Linked DNA regions of Homo sapiens: region 1 is linked to region 2. A link is a contact called in ENCODE Hi-C or POLR2A ChIA-PET data. All regions are on one chromosome and are shown on one strand. Each heading gives the region's core, a stretch centred on a gene start or an enhancer-like site at or near the end of the contact. The rest is flanking DNA. Distances are from core to core; before and after follow the strand shown.

Evidence for each region. Hi-C counts contacts between places; a loop is a spot of excess contacts on that map. ChIA-PET counts read pairs that join two places held with the same protein, here RNA polymerase II (POLR2A). Pooled maps may share reads with other maps.
Region 1: a map of naive thymus-derived CD4-positive, alpha-beta T cell shows a loop between it and region 2 (8-fold over the local background). The contact joins the promoter of AGBL5 here to the promoter of SLC35F6 in region 2. A Hi-C loop is called at or near these places in 1 of 168 maps with a recorded cell type or tissue (naive thymus-derived CD4-positive, alpha-beta T cell) and 9 of 50 pooled maps. POLR2A ChIA-PET finds 5 or more read pairs at or near these places in 3 of 52 experiments (AG04449, MCF 10A and activated T-cell).

What each region holds. Positions count from the first base shown.
Region 1 is chr2:27,046,944-27,053,586 of GRCh38, forward strand. It overlaps AGBL5 (AGBL carboxypeptidase 5), which reads left to right and starts at 4,725. Exons shown (of 15, transcript NM_021831.6): 1 at 4,725-4,850; 2 at 5,970-6,230; 3 at 6,459-6,630. The coding sequence starts at 6,016. TRY-GTA2-1 (tRNA-Tyr (anticodon GTA) 2-1) reads left to right here and starts at 3,839; the gene lies at 3,839-3,927. It overlaps TRA-AGC8-1 (tRNA-Ala (anticodon AGC) 8-1), which reads left to right and starts at 4,271; the gene lies at 4,271-4,343. It overlaps AGBL5-AS1 (AGBL5 antisense RNA 1), which reads right to left and starts at 3,321. Exons shown (of 2, transcript NR_046730.1): 1 at 3,237-3,321; 2 at 2,740-3,061. RefSeq lists silencers at 3,106-3,315, 4,018-4,312, 4,716-5,155, 5,176-5,225 and enhancers at 3,476-3,765, 3,936-4,165, 4,480-4,979.
Region 2 is chr2:26,762,285-26,768,633 of GRCh38, forward strand. It overlaps SLC35F6 (solute carrier family 35 member F6), which reads left to right and starts at 2,000. Exons shown (of 6, transcript NM_017877.4): 1 at 2,000-2,142. The coding sequence starts at 2,066. RefSeq lists an enhancer at 1,657-1,856 and a silencer at 1,867-2,176.

The DNA of each region.
Region 1 (6,643 bases), core at 3,475-5,974, 290 kb after region 2:
GGGATTACAGATGTAAGCCACCACTTCCTATTAGTAGAGACCAGGGTTTCTCCCTGTTGGCCAGGCTGATCTCAAACTCCTGGCCTCAAGTGATCCTCCCGCCTAGGCCTCCCACAGTGCTGGAATTACAGATGTGAGTTACCGCACCCGGCCTTATTTTATTATTATTATTTTTGAGACAGGGTCTCACTCTGTTACCAAGGCTGCAGTGCAGTGGCTTGATCACAGCTCATTGCAGCCTCAACCTCCCTGCACTCAGGTGATCCTCCCACCTCAACCTCCTGAGTAGCTGGAACTACAGGCATACGCCACTATGCCCAGCTAATTTTTGTATTTTTTTTAAGAAATGGGGTTTCACAATGTTGCCCAGGGTGGTCTTGAACTCTTGAGCTTAAGCCATCTTCCCACCTCAGCCACCCAAAGTGCTGGGATTACAGGCATGTACCACCACGCCCAGAAGTTACATTTTTAATTTTCTTTCAGACTGTTCATTATTGGTGTAAAGAAGCTCAATTTGTTTTTTTGCATGTTGATCTTGTTCTCTGCAACTTTGCTGAATTTTCTCTAATAGTTTTTTTTTCTTCTAATAGTTTTTTGGTAGATTCTTTGGTATTTTCTATATATAAGACAATATAGTCTGCAAATAGGGATAGTTTTATTTCTTCTTTTCTAGGTTGGATGCTTTTTATTTCTTTTTCTTGTTTAGTTGTTCTGGCCAGAAATTCTAGTACAATGTTGAGTAGCAACAGTGAAAGTAGGCATCTTTGTCTTGTTCCTGACCTTAGTGGTTGTTCCTGACCTTCACCGTTGAGTTTTATGTTAGCTGTGGGTTTTTCATAAATGTTCTTTATCATGCTGAGGAAGTTCGTTTCTATTTCTAGTTTTCTGAGTTTCTACTTTTCATGAAAGGGTGATGAATTCTGTCACCCTTTCCTGTATCAATTGAGATAATGTAGTTTTTTTCCTTCATTTTATTAATGTGGTATATTACATTGATTTATTTTTCTTTTTTTCTTTTTTTGAGATGGAGTCTTCCTCTGTCTCCCAAGCTGGAGTGCAGTGGCCGGCTCACTGCAGCCCCTGCCTCCTGGGTTCAAGTGATTCTCCTGCCTCAGCCTCCCGAGTAGCTGGGATTACAGGCGTGCACCACCATGCCCAGCTAATTTTTGTATTTTTAGTAGAGATGAGGTTTCACTGTGTTGGCCAGGCTGGTCTCAAACTCCTGGCCTCAGGTGATCCGCCCACCTGGGCCTCCCAAAGTGCTGGGATTACAGGCGTAAGCCACCAGGCCCGGCCTACATTTATTTATTTTTCTTATGTTGAACACCCTTACATTCCTTCAATAAGTCTAACTTGGTCATGGTTTTCTCCTTTTAATATGCTATTGGATTCAGTTTGCTCGTATTTTGTTGAGGATTTTTGCATCAATATTCATAAGGGATGTTGATCTGTAGTCTTCTTGTGGTCTTTTGGTCTGGCTGTGCCATCAGAATGATGCTGGCCTCATATAATCAATTAAAAAGTGTTCCCTTCTTTTCTATTCTTTCGAACAGTTTGAAAGGATTGGTGTTACCTTCATTTAGTGATCTGAGAGAAAAAAAAGGACTGGTGTTAATTCTTTAAATGTTTGGTAGCATTCACATGGAAGTCTTCTGATCCTGGACTTCTTTCTGTTGAGAGGTTTTTGTTTGTTTGTTCGTTTGTTGAGACGGAGTCTCGCTCTGTCGCCCACGGTGGAGTGCAGTGGCACGATCTCGGCTCACTGCAACCTCCGCCTCCTGGGTTCAAGGGATTCTCCTGCCTCAGCCTCCCAAGTAGCTAGGATTACAGGCATGCGCCACCACGTCCGGCTAATTTTTTATTTTTAGTAGAGAAGGGGTTTCCATGTTGTCCAGGCTGGTGTCGAACTCCTGAACTCAGGTGATTCACCCGCCTCGGCTTCCCGAAATGCTGGGATTACAGGCGTGAGCCACCGCGTGTGGCCTTTTCTTTGAGACAGAGTCTCTCTCTGTCTCCCAGGCTGTTGTGCAGTGGCGCACTCTAGGCTCACTGCAATCCGCCTCCCAAGTTCAAGCGATTCTCCTGCCTCAGGCTCCCGAGTTGCTGGGGATTACCGGAGTGGTAGGAGCTCACTACCACTCCCGGCTGCTTTTTTTTTTTTTTTTTTTTTTGAGACGGAGTTTCGCTCTTGTTGCCTAGGCTGGAGTGGCGCGATCTCGGTTTACTGCAACCTCCGCCTCTCGAGTTCAAGCGATTCTCCCACCTCAGCCTCCGGAGTAGCTGGGATTACAGGCGCGCGCCACCATCCTCTGCTAATTATTTTTGTATGTTAGTAGAGACAGGTTTCACCATGTTGGCCAGGCTGGTCTGCAACTCTTGAACTCCGGGGATCCGCCCACCTCGGCCTTCCAAAGTGCTGGGATTACAGGTGTGAGCCACCACGCCTGGCCATGAATGTGATTTTTTGATATTGAATAATAAAAGCTATGCAGATCTTCTATATTCTTCTATCTAAATGTTGACACAACTTTATATCTAGAAACTTCGGATTTAAAGCTCAGCCCGAGAGAACCCATCAAATGTTGGAGCTGCAAGGGGCTAGAAAGCATCACCAGACCTGGATTCGCGGGCGATGTTGGCTCAAGGTAGCACAGGACGTTGGCCCAGAGCTGGAAATTGAGGCCAGGTCTTCCGGCACACCCACCCCACAGGACGACCAAGCAGGGCTTCACAGAGGAGTTGGGGGTTAGGTTTATTTCTGTTGTTAAAAACCCGGTGAACAAAAGGTTGTGGAAAAAACACATGCAAAAGACAGGCGAAGGTGTGAGCTGGATAGGGACAAAGATGGGGGAACCCGTGGGGTCACTCCTTGACCCCACCCGGGACACCTAGACATCCACAGTGTCGGGGGAGGGGCCCCAGACCAGGCAGAAGACCCTTCCCCGGCCCTGGGGAACCCAAGATTTCCGAGAGTAAGCGGACCTGTGCAAAGACCCACAAGGGAGGCCAGTGGCCTGTGCTGGGCACTGTACAGCCGCCCCGACCCCGACCTCACGTGGGCCTCGGAGGCTGCAGGGACCTACCCGGCCGCGCGCCGCCCACCATCCCAGGTCTACCGCAGGGGAATCCCCCAGGCTTGCGAGCGCTTCCGAGGGCAGGAAAGCCTGTACTGCAGCCCCGCCGCCCTCTCCTGGCGCGTAGCCCTCTCCCCGAGCCCTCGGGCCACGCCGCCAGGCCCGCGATCCCAGGGCGGCCCGGGGGGTTCGGCACAGCCCGATAATGCGCCGCGCCGAAGCCTGCAGCACCCCGCGGTCGCCGTCTCTCTTGCACTGGTCAGGACGAATAGAGCCTGACAAAACCTGAGTTAATTGGCCGAGCGAATGTCGTTCGCGTCAGGAGAGCACGTCCGGAGAAGCCAAGGGAAATGTGGAGCAGGAGCAGCCAAAGTGGCCCATCGGCTCTCGAGCAGGGTTTGCGCGTCGCGGTCGCAAAGCCCCTGTGAGTGCAGGTACCGCGGCACAAGCGCTGCCCCGGAGCTCCAGGAGGCGGCGGCGGGCTCGGCGTTCGCGGTCCAGGAGAAACCACCGCGGGGTGTTGGGAACATTTTGTTAAAAAGCCGGGAAGCTCAGGGCCGGTGTGGCCTCCGTTCTGGCCTGAGAACCCGGACTTTGGGCAGCTTCTTTTCCTTGCCTTTGGGTCTCCGGCTTTCTCAGCTCTGTGAGGTCCCATGGGTCTCCTGCCCTGGCAGGTTCCTTCAGCTGGAGAAAGCGGGGGTCATGGCTGGATGAGGTTGCGGTAAGCATTAGAGGGCTATCAGCAGCATCTTATCGCAGCGGAGCCTTCGATAGCTCAGTTGGTAGAGCGGAGGACTGTAGTGGATAGGGCGTGGCAATCCTTAGGTCGCTGGTTCGATTCCGGCTCGAAGGACTTCGTCTGTAATTTTTAACCTCAATTTAATTCAATTATCCCATAAGGGGAAAGGCTTGGAGGCCTCCTGTGACTTAGCATTCGTACTGCCGTCAGTCCATAGGGAACACCGTAGTATGTAGTATACGGTAACGCTCTTTCTGCGTTCAATGTACATGTGGTAACGTGTTTTAGAATGTTTTCTGCTTAAGCACACGATTATATGCTTGATTTTTAGAATCTTGCACATGGATGCCACTGTATTGTACTCTGCTAAATAAATGTCCTGAACTGTGGTTGATCCACTGGTCAGTGAACAGTGCAGTGAACCTGTAAGGCAAAGGGAAAGAACTAAGCAGCAGGCGGGGGATTAGCTCAAATGGTAGAGCGCTCGCTTAGCATGCGAGAGGTAGCGGGATCGATGCCCGCATCCTCCACTCAGCTTTTGCGTCCGTCACACTACAGAACACAAAACGGGAGGGATTCCCGGCGCAGTGGGCTACGTGTTTCATTTTAGAGACACAAGACTGTTAAGCGATAAGGAGTTTCACACGATGTCTTTTTATTTCGCAGTTGAGTCCCAGTTTCTGCCGCTTTATCTTTCCCGCCTCCCGGCAGGCAGGCCGTTAACCGTCTTCCGGAAGACGCTGCTAGAACCCTCCGGCCGCTCCTGCCCGCCATCGTCCCCGAACGACACTCGCTCAGGTACCCACTAACGTGCGAGGAACCCTGAGAGCTGACCAATGGTAGCGAGCTTTACTGGGCGGGTCGCCAGCTGCAGCCACGGCCAATAGGCGAGAGACTTCTTGTTTCCTGGCAGAGCGGGGTCCCGGCACCGCGGCGCTCGGGTGTTTTTGGGGGCCCGGGTGGAGGGCCCGGGTGCCGGGGCCCAAGGTGCGGCCTCGCTAGCGGGAGAGGGAGCGGGATCACCGGCCCGGAGAGAGGTGAGGGGCTCTGCGCGGACTACGGGCCCCGCCAGCCCCGGCCCCGCCAGCCCCGGCCCCGCCCCCTTCTCTCAGCCCCTTGAGCCCGAGCCCCTCGAAGGCCACCCCGCACCCCGCTCCCGACCTGGCTTACGCGGTCCCGACCCCGCCCAGCTCCGTGGCCTCACCTCTGACTCCTAGGCCCTCCCTGCCTAATCCCCTGCCGCGGGAGCCCGTCTCGACCCCTTCCATGCCTCCCAGTCCCACCCTGCCCAGGGCAAGCCCGCTCGGTGTGACGGTTCCCCGCGAGTCGAGGGTGGAGAAGCCAGCCTCCTTCCCCCGAGTGGGACTCTAGCAGCCCACCTCTTTTAGGGGTGCTGAGAACACCCATTACTCATCCACAGCTACTAGGGTAGCTTTCTCAGGGTGCAGTGCTTACGGGGCGGAGGGGGATGGAAACAGACCCATGCCCTGGCTGGAAGGGAGCTCCAGTCGCTAGGTGAGCCCAGTAGCCTTTGGCTTGGCAGAGGCACCACTGTTATAGTTTTTCTCCATACTAGGCATAAGGTAGGAACAAAAAAGGAAGAACCAGCCCTTCCAGGGCTCAGGGGAGCAACACCAGAATGTCCGCTCAGTACTTGTGAGGACAGAGGCTGGAGAGAGGACTACCCATTTACACTCAGAACCTCGATTCCTCTCTCTGCTCTGTGCTGGAGAGTGCAGAGCCAGAGATCCAGAACGGCCCATCTCTAAAGGTGGCCATGTATGGTGGTGAGTGTATCTTGGCTAGGTTTGGAAAATCTGACCTCTCTGATTATATTCTCTAATCTTTGGGCTGCAAAGCAGCTGAGAGTTTAGTGTTTTTCAACATAGTTAAGCCACTGAGTTTTATTTGGGAACAGCCAAGCTAAAGTAAAATGGGGTCCCTTTAGGTCATTTACAACCCTTAGTGTTGGGGTACAGAATGCTGCTTTCTCTTGGCCTTTGCTGGAAGACCACTTCTATGTTTTCTAAGAGGGAGACAGCCTTTTGTTTCATAGGGCACTCCCTAAGAATAGCTCTTATTTATCAAGAGATACCCAGAAAACTCTTCGATTTGTCTTCCCTTTCCTCCTTAACCTAACCCTTGTTTTCCCCCAGCTCTCAGGGCCAGAGCGGGGCAGGAGGATGCTTTCCCAGCCCCACCATGGAGCTGCGCTGTGGGGGATTGCTGTTCAGTTCTCGCTTTGATTCAGGGAATCTAGCCCACGTGGAGAAGGTGGAATCTTTGTCCAGTGATGGGGAAGGGGTAGGAGGTGGGGCGTCAGCCCTGACCAGTGGCATTGCCTCTTCCCCTGACTATGAATTCAACGTGTGGACCCGACCAGACTGTGCTGAAACGGAATTTGAGAATGGGAACAGGTATATGGAACGAAATGGAGGGTGGAAAAAGGCTCCAAACCCATGCTTCAGTTAGCCCTCTGACTTATCTGTTCATACCCAGCATACTCCCTGTCCATTTCTGACCCATCGTCCCTCCTTTCTCCTTGCCAAATAGCCCTTTCCCAGTTTGGCTGGCTCCGGCTCTCCCACAGACCATATCTCCAACCCTTCCACACGTAATGACCTCTCTCTTACTCTGGTCCTCAGGTCATGGTTCTACTTCAGCGTCCGGGGAGGAATGCCAGGAAAACTCATCAAGATCAACATTATGAACATGAACAAGCAGAGCAAGCTGTATTCCCAGGGCATGGCCCCCTTTGTGCGCACACTGCCCACCCGGCCACGCTGGGAACGCATTCGAGACCGGCCCACCTTTGAGGTAAGTTCTCCAT
Region 2 (6,349 bases), core at 750-3,249:
TTGCCCAGGCTTGTCTGGAAATCCTGAGCTCAAGCAATCAGCCCGCTTCAGCCTCCCAAAGTGCTAGGATTATAGGTGTGAACCACCACACCCAGCCAAGAGTAGGATTTTAAACACCAGAACCCCTTGAGGACTAAGCTCTGATTTTTTTTACCTTGCCCAAATTCCTACCTAAGAGGTCTGGAGAGTCATGCCCTACAAACCATAAATTCTCATCAGATGGGTTTTATTTAACCCTATATATCATGACTTACTTTCCAATCTGACTCTGGCATAATATTATGTGACTAAGAAGAAAGTCAAAAGATTTTACCCCAAAACATTTTTCTTTGCCATATCTTGAAATGGCCCTGCAAATCTGTCTTTTGTGGGGGAAAATTTGCATCTGTAAAGAATCTCTATTACCGGCCGGGCGTGGCGGATCACGCCTGTAATCCCAGCACTTTGGGAGGCCGAGGCAGGTGGATCAGGAGTTCAAGACCAGCCTGGCCAACATGGTGAGACCCCCCCCATCTCTACTAGAAATACAAAATTTAGCCAGGCGTGGTGGCAGGCACCTGTAGTCCCAGCTACTTGGGAGGCTGAGGCAGAGAACTGATTGAATCCGGGAGGTGGAGGTTGCAGTGAGCCGAGATCGCACCACTGCACTCCAGCCTGGGCGACAGAGCAAGACTCCGTCTCAAAAAAAAACAAAAATCTCTATTAACATAGATAGATATTTTTCCCGTTTCCTGCCCCACCCTCTCCCCTCCTCCCGGCTTTGAGTTGTCCTACCTTTCTGGACCAAACCAATGTATTTCTTAAATGTATTTGATTGATGTCTCGTGTCTTTCTAAAATGCTGCGCCCCGACCACTTTGGGCACATGTTCTCAGGACCTCCTGAGGGCTGTGTCACGGGCCATGGTCACAAATATTTGGCTCAGAATAAATCCCTTCAAATATTTTAGAGTGTGACTCTTCGTCAACACCCTCTTCAAACAAACCTAGGGATGGTCTTTCTGCCTGGATGCCTCAGCTGCGACCAGAAAGTCCACAAAGGAGCAGTGAAGCAGGGCTTGGTGCAGAGGCCATGCGGAAGGCACGGATTTTTGGAGACTGGAGAACCCAAGCGCAAATCCCTACCCCACTGCTCACCAGCAGGTTCTTAAGCAAATCACTCTGCTTCGCTGAATTTACTGTCCTCAGCTATAAAATGGTGTCCTCGGCAACTGGAGCTAGATGCCTTCGCCACTTTGCTGAAAGATATGAACTGTGCCCAAGGTGGGCGGTATCAGATAGGAGCCCCGAAGTGGAAACGTCCAGCGTGGGAATCTCCTCTCTACAGGGTCCCCAAGGAACTCCCGGCAGGCCCACTTCAGGGCTCCTTTCTGACACCGCCCAGCTCAACCTCTCAAAACGATTCACAAAATGCTGTAATAGCCACGATGCACCCTCACTGCACTGTCCCATCCGCCCCTTTTACAAATAGGAAGACCCAAAGATAAAAATAAGAAACCAAGGCCAGGCGCGGTGGTTCACGCCTGTAATCCCAATACTTTGGGATGCGGAGGAGGGCGGATCACCTGAGGTCGGGAGTTCGAGACCAGCCTGGCCAACATGGTGAAGCCCTGTCTCTACTAAAAATACAAAAAATTAGCCGGGCGTGGTGAAGGGCGCCTGTAATCCGAGCTACTCGGGAGGCTGAAGCAGGAGAATCGCTTGAACCCAGGAGGCGGATATTGCAGTGAGCCGAGATCATGCCATTGCACTCCAGCCTGGGCGACAGAGTGAGACTCCTTCTCAAAAAAATAGAAAAAAGAAACCCAAAAAGGCGGGGGAGAGTGAGGAAGAAAAGAAAAAAAAAACTGGAAGGCCTGGGCCGTGATTTGCCAGGGCCACGGCGTGGCCACCAAAGCGCTCCAGGACGACTCGGCAGAGCGCGGGCACCGTGGCTCAGGCGCGCTCCCCGGGGGCGGGGCGAGCAGGAGGGGTCACGTGACGCCCGGCCCGGAAGCGCTCGCGCAGGAGACCCCGGGTGACGGGGCCCGGCGCCGCTAACTGGAGCGAACCCCAGCGTCCGCCGACATGGCCTGGACCAAGTACCAGCTGTTCCTGGCCGGGCTCATGCTTGTTACCGGCTCCATCAACACGCTCTCGGCAAAGTGAGTCTGGGCCCTGCCGGGCGTGCGGGCCCTGGCGACCCCGGCGCTCGTTCTACGCCTTCCCCCTTCTTGGCCCTGCCCTCCTGGCTTCCCCTGCTTTCCCACTTGCTCCGGTCAGTTCGCGCGCGTTATGACCACCCAAGGGATGCGAGGCCCGGGGAAATGCGGAGCGGGGCTGCGCCCCGGACGGGGGGATCCGAGCCCCGGCTTTGATTTGCTGTACAGCCTCCGCTCCTGTTTCCACGTCTTTTAACAGGAGGGTTGGCCGATTCCTTTCCACGGCCCTTCCAGTGCTGGCGTCCAAGCCTGAGCACCTCCCTCCACGAGCTGGGAGAGACCCCTGGACTTGTGCACATGAGCCGCAGTAGTGGCTGTGCAGGCCGAGTGACCCAGTGAGCGTGGAGGCCTCAAGCGGCAGACAGGGAGGTGCCCCACGGCCCCTCAAGGATGAGGGGTTAGAGCTGTGCTTTGAAGCTTAGGTGGGATTTCGGAATGTGTCTGAGACTGTAAGTCAAGGAAAGTCTACGGAAAGGCCAGATCAAAGTCGATTGTAACCAGCATCAAATGCCCAGGTTAGATTTTCTCTCATAATCAGAAAAGTGCTTTTGAGCTGGGGAATGACATGTTGAAAGTGATATGATTGACTCAATGACATGAGGAGTGGTTTGGTGCAGGAAAAACCACTCCAAGGCTGCTGCATAGCAGATGAGGGGAACTAGGAGGTGGCAGTGAGAAGAGAAAGGAAGGGACAACTGGTGGCAGAGACCAGGTGTGAATGGCCACAGGCCTGACCCACATGAGCAAGAAACAAGGATCACTCCAGGGTTTCTGCCTGGGAGAAGAAAAGTGCCATTAACTCAGACAGAGAGGGCAAGTGGCCAGTTCAGCTCTGATGTATGGGGGTGAGAGGGGGGACAGTTCCCAGGAGGTTAGGGACTAAGGACCCAGGCAGTCATGAGACTGAGGGACAGGGCCTAGCCTCCCCTCTGTTGTGGGCAGGATGGCATTTCTTTGTCTCTCTCTGTCTCCATCTCAGGGCAGGGCCTTCCTGCCCCTCCTTTTCTTGTTGCCCAGGCTGGAGTGCAATGGCACGATCCCATGTATAAGGTACCTACGGTGTGTAAGGGAAGGGGACAGAAGTGACCAAGAGGCGATCTCTGCCTTTGAGATGCTTGGAATCTGAGGTGGAGGAGACAGACGTGTACGCACACGACAGTCACAGTGTTCTCCCTTCCCCAAACGGTGGGCACAGTCAGTGGAGTCCTGGGTGGGCCCCACCTGTTCCTCTGGTTCACCTCTGGCCAACTGTGCCTTGTGGAGAACTACTAGCTTCCCAGGCCCTGCATCCTCCTGAGGATCACTCCTCATGCTGAATCCTTAGCTGTTCAGAGGCCCCAGCCTGAGGGCTCCCATCTCAGGATCTGAACACAGCAAAGCAAGTCTTCTGTTCTGTCATGCCAGCCAGGGCCTCTGTCAAGTGCTTAGAGAGCGGTTGTAAGTCCACCAGGGCTGCTGCCCACAAGGAGAATCCAGATTGCCAGTTACTGCTGGGGTAAACTGTGCTGATTCACCTCCTTCCTTAGAAAACTCCAAACCAGTCAGGTAGGAAGCTTAGAGATCCTCAATCCCAGAAGGCGTCGCCTTTAAAGGCTGCCTGAGAGTCAGGAAAGAGGCTCCCAGGTGACAGACCCAACTTTTGGTCCTGTCCCCTGCCTGACAGCTGGTGTGGGGCCTCTCAGGATCCTCCCACCCCAAGATGGGCCCCCAAATTGGACCCTAAACAGTGTTCTAAGGTCAAACCACAAGAAGGGATACTCTTAGGGAGAAAGAACATGTGGGAGCAGCTGCATGCACCCCGATGTGAAGTATGGATTTGAAATCACATTTCTGGCCCGGCGCGGTGGCTTACGCCTGTCATCCCAGCACTTTGGGAGGCAGAAGCGGCTGGATCACTTGAGGTCAGGAGTTTGAAACCAGCCTGACCAATATGGTGAAACTGCATCTCTACTAAAAATACAAAAATTAGCTGGGCGTGGTAGTGCGCACCTGTAGTCCCAGCTACTTGGGAGGCTGAGACAGGAGAATTGCTTGAACCCGGGAGGCGGAGGTTGCAATGAGCCAAGATTGCACCACTGCCCTCCAACCTGGGTGACAGAGTGAGACTCGGTCTCAAAAAAAAAAATAAAAGGAAATCACATTTTTGACCCACGATTTCCAGCAGGCACAGACAGACAAGCATGTGCTGACAACTAGCAGAAGCATCTCATGCACAAAGAGCACCTCGCATGCCCCAGGCCCTGCTCTGCCCTTTCATGTGTGAACTCAGGGAATTCTCATAACCACCCTATCAGGCAAAGACAGGGGCTGATATTCCTGTATAAGGAAACTGAGGTAGGAAATGATTAAATTCCTTGCCCAAGTTCAACTTAGCTACTAAGTGGCAGAGTTTATAGTTGAGCCAGCATGGTCTGGCTCTAGCATCCATGCTCTTAACCACCACTGGAGGGTGTGGCTGGGGACTTCTCCAGTCATTTTGGGGTCATTTAGAGTTGTTAAAAGCATAGAAATCATCCAGTCTAATCCCCACAATTTACAAAGGAGGCCTCAGGAGAAGTTTCTTTCTGTGATTCAACTGTTTGGTGTCTGAATGAAGGCTGGAACCCAGGCCTCAGGACTTTAAGTCCTGTTCTTTTATGACTGTGATACCCCAGAGTCCCTCCTTCCTGGGAGTTTCCTCTCACAGCTCCCCAGGCCAGGACAGAGAAGCCTGTGCTTGTGGAAGTTGTAAACCTGTAAGTGGCATCTGCGCTCCCAGCCTTTGATGTGCCTCTCTCCAGGACTGGGCTGCCAGCCTCTCAGCCAGCCCAGAGACACTGCTGACAGGGTCCTCCCGCTGGAGTCCAGGCCACTCAAGGTTCAGACTGACAGCCTGTGGTTGTCTCTGGCAGTTTCTTGGCCTGTGACAAGAGTGATGTTTCCCTTCCCAGGTTCTTGGGAGGATGAAAGGCAGTGGATGAGGAAGCACATCTGAGCACGTGCTGCCTGCTGTGCTGGGGCGGCAGGTCAGCTTTCCTCTCTGCGGCCCCATCCCTGGGTCCTGGCAGGGGGCCCCTCCCTGTGAAGTGGCTTCTTCTTTCCCTGGCTGTTTTCTCAAAACCTCCTCACTAGCACCTTCTGTCGATCATCTTCTTTAGGCCAAGCCATTTCTGTCTACGTGAGCCAGTGCCCCATCCACAGGTACTCATTTCAGAACCCCAGTCTCCTGAATCCAACTGAGGTTCTACATATGAAGAGCCGGGGTCAGCTGGGCACTGTGGCTCCAGCTTGTAATCCCAGACTGGAGGCTGAGGTGGGATGATCATTTGAGCCCAGGAGTTCAAGATCAGCCTGGACAACATAGGGAGACCTCGTTCTCTACAAATAATAATAATAAATAATTAATTAATAGAGCCAGGGTCAAGTAGATGCTCACTAAGTAAGGCTCAGCTCCCCTCCTAAGTTCTGCAGGCTGTAGGGCCCTCCCAGCCAGGCAGGGATATGAGCCTGACTTCCTTTCATGCCCAGGCCAGGGACCCTGCCAAGAAGGTGGCAGGAAGCCTGGAAACCACTAGGCCTCTACTAGAGAAGAGGTGTTTGCTCTTCTTCTGTGTCCTTTCTGTGCCAGCTCCAATGTTTGCCCTTGGCAGCTGCCCCACCACCCTTGGGTTCCATGAACTGGCATGGGATAATTGCTTCAAAGGGGTTGTTGGGCCAGCTTGTGGAAGCCTTAACTCAGGAGGACAGTGTAGTAGAGTGGGAAGTTCATGAGGCTTGGGACCTGAGGAATAGATGAGCCACTGGACCTCTGTGAGCCTCAGTTTTCTCATCTGTAAAATGGACTTGGTGATCCCTGCCGTACCTTCTTCCTGGACACTGAAGATCTACTGAGGAAGGTTTCCTTTTTTTTTTTTTTTTGAGACGGAGTCTGGCTCTGTCATCCAGGCTGGAGTGCAGTGGTGTGATCTCAGCTCACTGCAAGCTCCGCCTCCCGGGTGAACGCATTCTCATGCCTCAGCCTCCTGAGTAACTGGGACTACAGGTGCCTGCCACCATGCCCGGATAATTTTTTTGTATTTTTTTAGTAGAGACAGGGTTTCATTGTGTTAGCCAGGATGGTCTCGATCTCCTGACCTCGCCCATCTCGGCCTCCCAAAGTGCTGGGATTACA